Linked DNA regions of Mus musculus: region 1 is linked to region 2. Evidence: chromatin loops called from intact Hi-C (ENCODE). Cell type or tissue: left cerebral cortex. All regions are shown on one strand. Each heading gives the region's core, and the rest is flanking DNA. Links, peaks and the distances in the headings are about the cores only.

The links. Peaks named below come from ENCODE experiments on the same cell type or tissue, not always from the same donor. Only the 100,000 strongest peaks of a DNase experiment are listed, where the experiment ranks them.
Region 1: it touches region 2 in a loop (8-fold over the local background); 4 of 42 quality-filtered maps call a loop at or near these places.

What each region holds. Positions count from the first base shown.
Region 1 is chr6:136,165,547-136,172,364 of GRCm38, reverse strand. It overlaps Grin2b (glutamate receptor, ionotropic, NMDA2B (epsilon 2)), which reads left to right. Exons shown (of 15, transcript NM_001363750.1): 3 at 483-949. Among named protein-coding and RNA genes, the nearest start is that of Gm26653, 4.1 kb to the left of the region's middle. In left cerebral cortex, for the core only: no CTCF peak of the experiment used is centred there; DNase peaks (open chromatin) are centred at 2,711, 3,223 and 4,191; H3K4me3 peaks cover 2,381 bases; H3K27ac peaks cover 1,878 bases.
Region 2 is chr6:135,414,603-135,421,420 of GRCm38, reverse strand. No RefSeq gene overlaps it. Among named protein-coding and RNA genes, the nearest start is that of Emp1, 55 kb to the right of the region's middle. In left cerebral cortex, for the core only: CTCF peaks have their summits at 3,782 (motif pointing left) and 4,523 (motif pointing left); a DNase peak (open chromatin) is centred at 3,768.

The DNA of each region.
Region 1 (6,818 bases), core at 2,138-4,637, 750 kb before region 2:
GGGTGGGAGGAGGCTCCGCTGCTGGAGGAGATGAGGAGAGCGAGCCAGACGTGTCAGCAGCATTGCAGATGGGGCTGGGGGCCGCACTCACTGGCGAGTTAAGTGGGGATGGTGTGCGTGCATGCGCGCGCGCGCGCGTGTGTGTGAGTGTGAACTGCTGTGTGGAGCCTCCTCTCCCTGCCTTCCTCCTTGCTTTCCACTTCCCTCTTCCCTCTCTTCCATTCAGGTTGGCTTTTCTCACCTTTCATCCATGCCTGTCCCAGGAACGGCATAGGCAGACCTTTTCGGAATTATTTATAGATTGGTGCCAGCTGTTTTCAATTCCTCTGGTGTGTACTCTGTGGGAAATGCAGGGTTTCCTCCCCCTTTCCTTATAACGACTTGGTATAGAGATATCTATATTTTTTTTTCCGGCATGCATTTTGCTAACCCTCCGGGAGACACTCGAATCAAACCCTGACCTCCTCGTTTTTTCCCCTTAGGAAGGGGACGCTTTGGGAATGACCACGCTCCACGGAGGGACAGAGCCTGCCCCCAGCTTCTCCACACAGAGACTCCTCTACTAAAGCTCCAAAAAATTAAAAAGAAAAAGAGAAAAGAAAAAAGAAAAGAGAACCCAACCCTTAATTGCCGGAGACTCCTTAAATCTATATATTCGGGCTACTAACCTCACATGCACATGGAATAATGGCTCTGGATTCTGCATTGTGAGCCGCTCTCCACACCCTGAGATTCCCTTTCACATTACATTTTTTCCTTTGAATTTACATCTCTTCAAGACACAAGATTAAAACCAAATTCACACTCCACTGGATTTTAAATGTTCTTCTGTCCCTTTATCCTCCGTCTTTCTTATGTGGATATGCAAGCGAGAAGAGGACTCTGGATATTCCCAACATGCGCTCTCCCTTAATCTGTCCGCCTAGAGCTTTGGCTTCTACAAACCAAGGTAGGGCACATTCTATTTTATTCTTTTTCCTCACCTGGGGTGGGGATTTCTTGTTTTAAATCTGTTTTTTTCCCCCAGTGTCTCAGATGATATTTCTTTTTTTCTGGGAGAGAAAAAAAATAACATGATCTCAAAATAATGCTGTTTTGTGGGAAAGGCTTCTGTGACAAAGAAGGGGACCTCCAGGTCATTTCTCATGCTTCTGCTATCTAACAGGTTTTGTTTTTCCGGGAAGGTGGTGGGGGTGGTTGGATGCAGGCACAGAAGAGGTTGCAGGCTGGGAGGGGGTATGTCTATATGCAGACACAGGCAGCCAGGGGACCTGTATGCTTCTCCGACTTAAGGAGCATTTGATTTACACAGAGCTAATGTTAGATTTTGATGGGCATCTAGATAAATATGTTTTTTCTCCAAGCTGAGACTTGTTTCTTGCCATCTTCCTTTCTGTTTCCCTATCTCCTCTTTCCTTTTAGGCATCCTTTCTATGCTCTGTAAAAATATATATGTATATATGCAGAAACAGAAAAATACTGATCGAGATTATCATGGCTTTTGCCCTGGAACCTACTTGGTGTCTAAAGAAAGGGTTGAAACTGGGCCGTAGATCCCAGGAGGCCTATTGCAGAGGTGCAGGTGCAGGTAGGGACTGGCTGGTCTCAGAACACCTGGATGCTGCAAGCTGGAGTCTTCAACCTTAAGCCTGAAAAGAAGGGAGTCTGTCAATATTCTGCTTTTCATTTGTATCTTTTCCCCGTGTGCTATTATTTTTTGAGCTGTAAAATTCTCCTTCTGTCCACACATCTATTTATACCCGCACATCCTCCAAGCAAACTGTTACTTCCACACTCTTGCAAAATGGCTATCTTGCAGACTTCTAAAGCGCCGTGCATGTGGAAGGGGTGCAGAATTCGACATGTGAGCCTTTGTGTTAAACAAAGAGATGTGCTGCTTGCATGTGTTCATCTTGTACCCTCAAAAATAGAATTGATATTTTAATTTCTTTTATCATCCCATTCATTTCAACAACATTTGAAATTGTTATATATGTGAAGAAATATATATATAACCTATAATAATATATATAAATATAAAAATATGTGAAATATGCCCAATATCTTGGACAGCATTTGGAAAGAGAAATAGCAACAGGAATGGAAAAGACTTAGCTAACAGTTCTTCTGCTAGCCACTCAGGCAAGCCAAGACAACTCCTGAGAAAATCATAGCATCTGTGGCTCGAGGGCCAAGATGGGGACCCAGCTGCTCATCTCCTTTCTATACTGTCTATACACCCTGGAATCTCCGAAGATGTTCTCATGCAAGAGTGAGGTTGGGAAAGGGTCTTCAAAAATATGTAGGAGAGCCATGAGCAGTCAATAGCCCTTTCCCAAGCACTCCCTTCCCTTTCACCCAAGTCGTTTACAAAATAATCACCCTTTATAACAACCTAAAAATACTAAAGTGTTGTAGGGGAGGTAGTAGAAGGTCCTTGCCAGCCCCTCAGAATGACAGTGGGCGATAGTTCTTTATTGTTTAGTAAGGATGGATATGGATCCATCCAAATCTCCTGCTCCTCTCCCCTAGGCCTCATTCTTTAAGCTCTCGTTGCTGAAGCCTTAATCTGTAACCATGGTGTAATGAGAGTGAGGTTGGGATCCCAATTTGAACCATGTTCTCACCACGTCTACAAATAGCTGAGGTTATCTGGTGTGTGTTCACCTTAGAGCCACCTGAGCTGGCTCCCTGACTTCTCCTCCTCCTCCAAGTAGGAGGAAGAACTCTTCATTTCACTTCAAAATAGAACAGAGGAATGAGTGAGGATGCCAGCTCAATGTGCGGAGAGTTTGTATACACGAGTGGACGAGGAGAGGTGGCTATCCACAGGGCATGTGGCCACTATTGCATCACAGTTGCCTGTGATAGTGTTCTGCAACTGAGTAGGACCTTGGTGATAAAAAAAAATCAATGTTCTTTGGTGATAAAATCAATAGGGAGACTTTGGGCAGGGTCTCAACCATGCATGCCAGCAAGATGCACTCAAGTGCTAAGCTGTCATCGGTTGGCCCAAGGACTGGGCAAAGGAGAAGACATTAAAGAGTAGAATACAGAGGAAGAGAAGTCAAAGGGGCCGAGAAAGATAGAGAGAAAAGAGAGGCGATCCAGTTGGGAAAGACTTGTCAGGTATCAAGGAGGCACTGCCACAGGTGGCCTGCAGCTTTTTGGTATTCCAAGCCATTTTGAGGACTCTGTTGTGACCTGTCATCATGAGCAGTGCCCATGCTGCTTGACTTGGTGGCATTCTGGGCCTTCCTGGGTTTGTTGTTGTAGCTCTCTGCTTCTTATCACTGAATGGGTTTCCTTTCATCTCCTTGCTTTTTGCCCTCACCCTTGTGGCATGGGCAACATGGGGAGTGGTGAGACTGGTGGGATGAAGAAGAACACATTCGACAGCAATGAAAGAGCCTCTGTGGTCTGTAATTAAGGAAACATCAATAGGAAACTATGACTTCCCAGGAAAGCAGGGCTAAGGATGTGGTTTTAAGGGGAGTGAGCCACATGTGGCTCGATTTCTGTGCTCTAGGTATGCTAGTGCAGGGTGGACCTGGGGAAGGAGTGACATTCCAGGGGCTAGTGTGCAGGGACAGAAGCAGAGCATGCCAGAGAATTGTCTAATTTGTCTCTCTTGTTGGTTCCAGCTCTAGGAAGCCTGCCCACCTGCAGATTCTTGTTCTGCTACTGATGGTGTGTGATCTTTGTCAGGGGTGGATGTAGGCAGAGAGTACAAGTAAGGAGAATCGCAGAAAGGAGAGGAGAGGAGAGGAGAGGAGAGGAGAGGAGAGGAGAGGAGAGGAGAGGAGAGGAGAGGAGAGGAGAGGAGAGAAAAGTTCTTTTTGTCACTACTTTGTTCCCCAGGTGTGTTTGTTTGTTTGGTTGGTTTTTGTTTTTTGACTGGTTAAGAAGAGCGACTTCCTCTGGAGGGAGGGTGAACAACAAGGGGTCTTGTCTCTGTGCTTCTGTCTCCCAAAGAATGGCTTTAGAACTCAGCCATTTTCTCAGACCTTCAACTTCCACGTAGGCTTGCATGGGGAGGGGCAATGGCTACCTTTGAGAGAGACACGATAAAAGTTGGCTGCTGTAATGAGTGACTGGTGTTTGGTGGGGGGAGAATCAGGACTGAGTGGATTCTGCGGCCTATCATAAGCTTTAAGATGTATTTTTCATCTCCTTTATGGCTGTGGTAAACCCAAGGGCAGGGTTTCTTCAAGGATCTAATGAAGGTAACATCTTCACCAGTATTGGCCAGCTACTGTAAACATTTAGTGAATACTTGGGGGCTGTGAAACACAGAAGGAAGCAGGGGGAAAGGAAGTTGAACATGAAGAAACTATGACCTCAAATCAACACCTAGAGCCACACAAGAGATGGAATCCAGGGATGGCCTCACCATTGTGGAGGTTGGATGCAGGTGTTCCAAATGACGGCCTGCTTCTTGAACGGTGATGATAGCAAATGACCTCTCAGCTCATCCTTGGTATCTTGATGGGGGTCAAGAGTAGGGGCTGCCAAATTTAAGATTGCCTTCTTTCTCCTTGCCATTTTACAGTCCTTAAGAATCCTAGAGATTACATCCTTCAGTGAACCCCGTTTTTAGTCTCCGTGACCCTGTACTCGGTTGGGAACTACTGCACTGTTCCTATGTAAACAAATATAGATCAAAAGAGTTGCTGGTGTAATGAATTGTTTACATTTATTAAAGTGCCTCTCTTCTTTGTAACCATAGAAGAAACCTCCAGGGAGAGATTAGTGGTTGAATTGGTATTGTCTTCCAGGAGGCTGAAGATGCTAAGAACTGAGCACAGTCAGTAGAGGGAGCACACAGAACTCGGAGGAGGTAGGTTTCTGGTTTCTGAGGTCTAGATGCAGTGGAGATGTTAACTGTCTGTGACTATTAGCCCGATTCACCTGCCCATCTGGTGGGTCAACTTCTCAGGATGTGTAGACCAGAGAGGTGTGCTCAGGGGCCTTCTTTGCTTTGCTTGGTGTTCCGGTACCTTTTTTCTATCCTGTCACTCTCTAGCCCTGTCAGCTGAGGTTGGCAGGGAAGAACTCAAATGATTTTGTTGTCTCCTGGTAACAGCTCTTCCTCACTGCTCCCAGCAGTGTGGTTGTTTGCCCTCTCTGTGTTTTACTAGCATGTATTTGAAGTTCTAAGACCCCTTTGCTTTCTCTTATTTACGCGTCCTTCTTCCTTCTCCCAGAAGCTCACGAGCTCCCCAAGGGCAGGGAGAGATGTGTATTCATCTTGGAATCATTTGTACTCAACGCAGAGACAGGCATCTGATAGATGCGGGATAACCCTGGGAGAATGAGCTGGGACAGGATGCACAGTGTTTATCAGTCAGAGGTGCTTTTTGTTATTTTATTTTTTATTTATTTATTTTTTGCCTGATGGTATAGAATGAGGTAATGGTATGCTGGGAGATGTAATCAAGAACTCGAAACTCAGTAGGCAACTACTCTGTCCTCATCCCATAGATGAAGAAGCTGAGATCTGGGGAAGTGATTGTCCCAAGGTTATGTAGCTCCTTAATGCTGACGTTTCCTGCTATCCACCATTGATGGTAGTGAGAACTGGGGATTGTTTGTGCACTTTGCATATCTACATCATTCCATCTCAAACTTTATTGCATACAGAAGTCATGGGGGCTTGCGGGGTGCTATTAAAATGCACATCCTGATTTGATAGGTTTTTGGTGAGACCTGATATTCAAGTTTAGCATGTCAGAGTTCTTGTATGACCAGGTTCAGGTCCACACCCACTATACATCTGAGCACCATCATAGTTAATGCCTAATCTCTTCATTAAATCTTGTGGCATCCACAGCATCTCTGCTTTGATTATTTTTTTTTCTAATCAGAAAAAATATGTTTAATTTTATCCGTTTATTCTACTTTTTTTGTTTATAATTCTTCTACTCAAGTACCCCTTTTTTTGTTTCCTCTATACCTTCTTATTTCTGGGCTTTCTTATAATGGATTGTCTTCTCATTTTCTCCTGCTTCTTAGTTTATTTCTTATTAACATCCATTTATCTTTTCTCATGCACACAGCAATTGCCTTATTTCATTTATCTGTATGTTTTATGCTCTGTTCAATTATTCAATAAATACTTGATAAAAAGGCAATATTAATCAAGCTATGAAAAAGAATTGGCTCTTCATATTGCAGTAGCAGATAAGCTATATCCTGGAGGTCTTCAAGGACACAGGGTGAAGAAACCTTCACTTATTTAAGACCTTTCAATGCAAGTTGGTGGGGAAGAGGTTTGGAGGGATTCATGGAAGGAGTTGGTGGTTGAATTGTTTCTTGAAGAACAAACAAGAGTTTTGGAGGCAAGGAAGGACAAGCCATTCCGTGAGAATGCATTGGCTGCTATAGTCAGGCTGCTATAGACACCCATCCTCCTGTCTTGCATCCCTGAGGACCAGAGCAGGACTGTGCTGGTTCCCTAGCTCCGAGACTCTGACCACAAAGGACCAGGGTAGAGGGAGGGCTGAGGCTCTCTAATTTCTGCTTTGGCGAGTCTACAGTTAATGAATCCTCACCCGGTTTGTTAGACTTGCCTCTAGAATGAGCAAATGATGTAGTTTTCATTTTAGACCACTGGATTGCAACTAACTTTATTGATGGCCATTACAAAGAAAGGGACAGCTGTTAGCTGATTCGTGTCCAAGGAAAGAGCTGGATCCCAGCCCAGGCCAGGCTACTTGGAATGAAGGACCAGCCGGGCCCCATGTGTTTCTTGAGTAGTGAGGTAGAGTGCCGCACCATTCATCCGCTAGCAGCTTTCTGTAGCAGCACAGAGGGGC
Region 2 (6,818 bases), core at 2,464-4,963:
AACCAGCATGCTGGAGTCTTGCTCTCAGAGTCACGGAGATGGTATCAACCTAGAGAAACCCAGAGGGGATACCCGGATGGAAAAAAATGCTCCTGAAATACATGTAAACCCCCTTTCCATATTGTAGCAGCACTCAATGTCCCTGCCCAACTCTGCCTTCCGCCATTGCTATAGCTTTGCTCTTTCTACAAGAAGAAGCAAGAGTTTTCAGAAAGTGTGGGAGGAACACTGTGGGAATTCAAAACTGCTGCCTCTCTCCATCTCCTCTGTAGGTGTTGTACTTCTTCCCTCGACGTTAACATCCCAGCACACTTAGCCCCAGGCAACCCTGGCCCTTGAACCACTTCAGCAGGTTCTGGATTACCCTCCTGAGAGTGAAGTCCACACGTTTTTAATGGGGAACCTTAGCAGGGTATTGCTCCTGAGCCCTGGGCTACAAGAGGCCAGAGTAGTAGCTGTCAGAAGTAAGAAGTCACAGGGCTGTGAAGGACAGATGAGATGCTTCAGAGACCAAGGGATCCCATGGTCTGCCACTTCCTGTGTGGCTGTTGTCAGAAGGGTAGAGGGGTGTTCTCTCATAAGCTTCCTCAGCCCATTGGTCATTTGCTCTGCCCCCCAACCTTCTTGGTCTCTCAGTATCTCGTAAATGCAGAATAGCCCTTCTTTTCCTGTGGCACCTGTCACCTATGATAAACTCCTTCCATCAGGAAAGATGGGGAGTGGACAAGCATCGTGGGTCTTGCCTGTATCCTCAGCCCTAGGAAGGATAAGGCAAGAGGGTCAAGAATTCAAAGCCAGCCTGTGCTACAGAGTGAATTCTTTATTGGATATAGCAAGACCTTGTCCAATAAAGAAGGAAGGGGAGGGGAGGGGAGGGGAGGGGAGGGGAGGAGAGGGGAGGGAAGAAACATGACAATGTGTACCTATAATCCCACCATATGAGAGATGGAGCCAGGTGAGTAGAGAGTTCAAGGCTAGCCCCAGCTATACAGTAAGTTTCTGACTCAGAAAAGGAGGGGGAGAGGTTCTTGCCTCCCTCTCTTCAGCTGCACTGCCATTCCCCCAGAAAGGCTCTATAGTAACCCAAACCCTCTCTTCTTATCAAGACTTCCAGATTATACAGCCTGACCTCACTCTCAGACACAAGGACCTCCCAGGAACCCCCATTCTCACATCAGCATAACCTTAACTTAGTGTCGACAGGGCAGAGCAGGCCTATTATCCCAGCTATCCCAGAGATGGGGCAGGAGAATTACAAGTTCAAGGCCAGCCTGAGGAACTCAGTGAGACCATCTCTAAATAAAAGATATTTTTGAAAGGCTGATGTGTATCTCACTCTCCTGGCATGCAAAGGCCCTGGGCACAGGGCTGTTCTCTGAACTCTTTCCCCTGTCACAGTGCCTGGGTCAGTTCACTTCAATTTTGTACCTACTTTGTGTTCCCCAGTGAGGCCTTTGTGTTTTCCCAAGAGAAGTTTCCCAGGTCCCTTAGGGCATATAGCCTTGGTGGCGTGCCCATAAGTCTCTGCAGTGCGATGACATCTGCAGCTGCTATGTCACAGTATATGTTCCATCCTATCCGCTGTCCCCTGCAGCAGCCACAGGGAGCTCAGCACAGCACTGGTTCTGGGCATCTTAGGATCGTGGTGCTGAGTGGGTCCTTCCAGGCCCTCTGCTTCCCTCCCTCTCCCTGCTGCTCTCACATCTGGGTCGGTTCACTGTCTGTTAACACTTTAGATGAAGGACCGGGAAGAATAAGTGTGAAAACCCAGTTAGTCAGTGTTGTCGTTTTCTGGAAGCTGTGGTGGAAGACAGATTGCATAGGAAGAAAAAGCTATTAGCCATTGAAACCTACAGATTTCAATTAACCTTTCTTGTCAGAGATAATTGAGAATTGACCAAAAAATACAAAAGTTATTTTCTTTGCAACCTTTTTTTTCTTTTTTTTTATAATTTTTATTTTTAATATTTAATTTTAATATTTAGAATTTATTTTTAATTTGTTGTTTTGGTTTGAGTGGGGGGGGTTTTTTTTGAGACAATTTCTTTCTCTTCTATAGCTCTGACTGTCCTGAAACTTGCTTTGTAGACTGAAATTCGGAATCTACCTGTCTCTGCCTCCCTAGTGCTAGGATTAAAGGCACGTGTTACCACACCCAGTTTCTGACACCATCTTCAAGCTGCATTGACCAAAACCCACAGACATAGGCATGATATCAGAGATACATGGCTGGCATATGAACCCATAGACTTAACTCAACCCTAAAGCCCCCAGAGTCATAAGGAAGTGAAGACCACCTCCCCCTCCATCCTATGCTCTGCTGAGCCTCACCTATTCCAGTTTTGAAATCTTAGAAGTTCATCCAACTTGGCAGGCATCATGGTCCTGTTCCTCAGCTGAGCTCTGATGCCCCTGCCCAGACTCCACCCTTCTCTGCTGTGGCTCCTCTCTTTCCTCTAGACTGTGAAATACTTAACATCTCCCCCAAGCCCATGCCTTCCAGATATGGCTCAAGTCCAAAAGTATATCAAAGGCTTAAGACAATGACACTCGTTCTGAATGGCCCAGTACCCTCCACCAGAACCTTGCTTTGCCCTCCAAGCAAGTCCGACTACTCTTGAAGAGTCAGGCACCAAGGGCAGCAGCTGTGTGCCCATCTGAGATCAAGTTCTGAAACTTCTGAGCTTTGCCTGTGTGATGAGTCACCTCAGTTTCCTCTCCTGAACAGTGAGCCTTCACGTGGATCTACTTCCTGTGTTTACTTTGAAACCTAAAAGAGATGGCATATTAGTTAGCTTCCTATCACTGTGATAAGACACCTGGACTGAGGCAACGGGAGAGAAGGACAGGTTTGGTTCTAAAGGGATAAGACCGTGACCATTGCAATGGGGAAGGACAGCAGCAGACTGGATGGCAACTGGAGACGTATCCTGGGAGTTCACCCCTTAAACTGCGAGCAGGAAGCAGAGATAACAAACCGGAAGTTTGTGCCAGTCTTTTCAACTCTCAAAGAAAGTCTTCAGTGGCATACTTCCTCCATCAAAACCACATCTCCTAGGCCACCCCAAACAGCACCACCAACGGGGGCCCAAATATTCAAATACCTGAGACCACCACAGGTGAATGCCAAGAGCCAGGTAGAAAATAAGTATCAGGAGAGAGATGACCCCAGCCATTGTTACCAGTGTCCCCAAAGACGTTATCGTGGCGCTAGACGCCATGTCAGCTGCCACCTGGGACCCACTGTAGAGGGACTCTGGGGTTCCACTCTACCAGAAGAACCCCAAGACTGCGGGTTGCACCATGGTGTTTTCTAGGGTTCTCAGTAGAGAAGCATTTCAGTGTTTGTGTAGATTCCTGTCTCTCCCCTGCAAGATTGTAGTCTAGTGTTCATGGGGCTTAAAAGCCACTTCCAAACCATTGGCACAATTAGCAGTTAGGGATGCGGGAGCAACTGTGACTGGTCCAGTTGATAGCAACTCACTCCCTCAGGATGAGTTCTTCCCAGGAGGGTCCTCCATTCTCCTGCAAACAGGCTGCTAGGAGATCCGGCTCATCAAGCTTGTTGACAATTCCAAACATGTCTCCATATACTTAAACTTAATTACAATTAGCATGGAAATTAGTGCCCCCTTTAAAATTAACAATTCATACTTCTAGGACCATTAGAACACCGACCCATGGTCCTGCACAATCCTCCCTGCCACACCTCTCTCTCTCCTCCTCTCTGACACTGAATTTCTGCTGGGTTTTGCAGACAGCGCCATCTTCTGGACAAGAACTCAGCTGCACCGTCCCCTAGTGGATGGGACACAGGGCAGCAGCTTCCTCTTCGAGGCCACAGGTCTTTTGCCAAATACTTCTGCTTCTGCTCTACAATGGCTAATAATTCCTAAAAGAAGAAGACTGGGGAGTTTGGTGGAGGGTCTGTGAGAAGTGTAAGAGAAGAAAAGAGCCAAGCGTAAATAAAATCCATAAGGGGGTCGGGGTGAGGGGGCGATGCACGTGCACCGCATGTCGTCGGTGGTGTTTCTCAGAATCCACTCTCCTTGCACATTGAGGCAGGGTCTCTCACTGAGACCTGGAGCTCGCTGATCAGGCTAAGCTGGCTGGCCAGTCAGCCCTAGGAGTTCACCTTACTCCACCCCTACGGTCACAAAGTGAGCACCACCACTCGGACATCTTTACAGGGGCTAGGGCTGGGAATGAAACTAGGTCCTCCTCTTGCACAGTAGGTGCTTTTTCTGCCAACTGAGCCATCCTCTCAACTTTTTGTCATTGTTTTTTCTTTCTTTCTTTCTTTCTTTCTTTCTTTCTTTCTTTCTTTCTTTCTTTCTTTCTTCCTTCCTTTCTTCCTTTCTTTCTTTCTTTCTTTCCAGCCACCTGGCATGGGGAGTATCTGCTTTGTTAAACTGATATAATAGTTTGTTGTCTTGATATAAAAATAATTACCGGTCTAGAAAGCCTCCCTAAATAAACAAGTGGTGTCCAATAGTGGGCCTGGCTCCCTCTCCCGGTGGGAAGATCTTTACACTACAGCAGGAAAAATCAATTATGTTATGGAAAAGTAGCTTCCCCATCTCACTGGGTCTGAAAAAACAAATCCAGATGACGTTCTAGCTACTCTATTAACCTAAAATTTCTATTTAAAAATAAATCAGTTAAGAACATTCTTTTTGTCCTAAAAGAGTTCTCTGGTTGCAGCTCTCCAGCTGTGATGGTAGGGGATGCTGGGTTTACCATTTGTGGTACGACATGCTTTGTATGCCTGTAACTGTGTTATTTGCTACTTTAAAACCATCAGAATTCAAGTTTGATTGTGTATGAAAAATGCCATCATGCAACCTATTATTTTGTACAACAACTAAAAGGAAATAATTTCTTAAGCTACTAAATAATGATCAAAATTAGTATTGGTGGCACCTACCATACTAAATCCTTACCAATATATATATAAATCCCTAGCATATTTAATCTTTTTGCTAGTTCAAAGTGATAGCACTATGCTATCCTCATCTTAAAGATAGAGACCCTGGGGTACAGACAGAATGTATAGCCCAGGATCATGCAGGGGACTTGAAGGTAGTAACCAGGATGAAACTCTGAGCTGTCCTGTGATGATGCCCTCCTGTATAGTGGGTCATTATCTGCATGATGACGACACATCTGCTGCATGATGACACATCTGCTGCATGATGACGACACATCTGCAAATTCTCTGGAAAAAAACAGTCATTCAACATGGAAGCCTTTCTTGGTCCTCAATTACTGGTATCCATCCCCAATCCTCGAACCACTCCCAAACACACAGTCAAGTTCATGAAGATATGGGCAGAAGAAGAAGGGAGGGAAGATAGGAGGGAAGAGAGAGAGAGAGAGGTTTACTTAAGATTTATTTTTATTTTCAATTGTGTGTGTGTGTGTGTGTGTGTGTGAGTGAGTGTGTATCAGTGTGAGTGTGTCAGTCTGTGAGTGAGTAAGTGTATGTGTAAGTATGTGAGTGTGTTTGTGTGTGTGTGTGTGAGTGAGTGAGTGTATTGTGAGTGTATATGTGTGAAGTGTATGTGTTTGTGTGTGAGTGAGAGTGTGTGTGTGTGAGTGTGAGTGTGTGAATAACTGTATGTGTGAGTGTGTGTGAGTGTGTATGTGAGTGACTGTGTGTGAGTGACTGTGTGTGAGTAAGTATATGTGTGAGTGTATTTGTGTGTGTGAGTAAGTGTATGTGTGAGTGTGAGTGAGTGAGTGTGTGTGTGTGTGTGTGTGTGTGTGTGTGTGTGTGTGTGTGTGTGTGTGTGTGTGTGAAGGCAGTTGCCCTTGGAGACCAAAGGCATCAGATCCCCTGGAGCTGAGGTTACAAGTGATTGTGAGTGACTTGATGTGGGTGCTGGGAATCAAACCGGGGAACTCTACAAGAGCAATGTGTGCTCTTACAAACTGTTAGGCCATCTCTCCAACCCTGGAAACAAGTAAATTTAACTCAAGTTGTTTCAATTGGGGTCTATAGGACCACGAATTCTCTAAAATTATAGGCAACTTGTCTCCTGAAACAACGTGTTTCTCCATGCATGTTTCTGGAGAAAGAACCTGTAACTTCTTCTCATGCTCAAAGTTCCCATGTCCTTCAAAACATTGAATAAAGAACAAAACTGTGCCCCTATAGCCACTCTCCCTGTCCTTCTCCAGAGCACCTCACCTTCAGCCTCCCTTTAGGTCAAAATGTGGAAACAAGCTAAAAAGAGAAGTTGGAATTGGCTAACGTGTTCCCTGTCATGGTCAGTAGTTCATGTGCCCGTACCCCAGATGTGAACTCAAACATGGATGGATTTGGATAAAGTTAAGTTTGGTTGGAGTTCTCTAACACTGTGTGACTGTTGTCCCCATGTGACTGATAGAGAAACAAGAGGCTCTGGGATTGTAAGAGTCAAGCCCAAGTTCAGGCCGTTGTCCAGTCTGACTCTATGGCATTGACTTTCACCTTTGGGCTAGAAAAAACACACGAGAATTAATCATTCTGCACATCTCTGATGACCTTGGCCAACCTTTCCAGGGTCTGTCTGCCATCATAGGCATGGACACATGCCTACACACATATCTGGGACAGAGTGACCAGGGAGATCCATTAGCTCTGCTACTTCTCTGATGTAACAAATATTGGGGGAGCTCATTGTTGGGGGATTAAATATCTTAATGCTACAGTGATTTTTAGCTCCTGATTTCTCCCATTAATCCATCATTTTACTGTATGAACTTCAATGAGCCGTTCTCCATGCTGGGCATGGGGAAGGTAGTATATTGGCTCCAATAAGTTCCAAGCACCA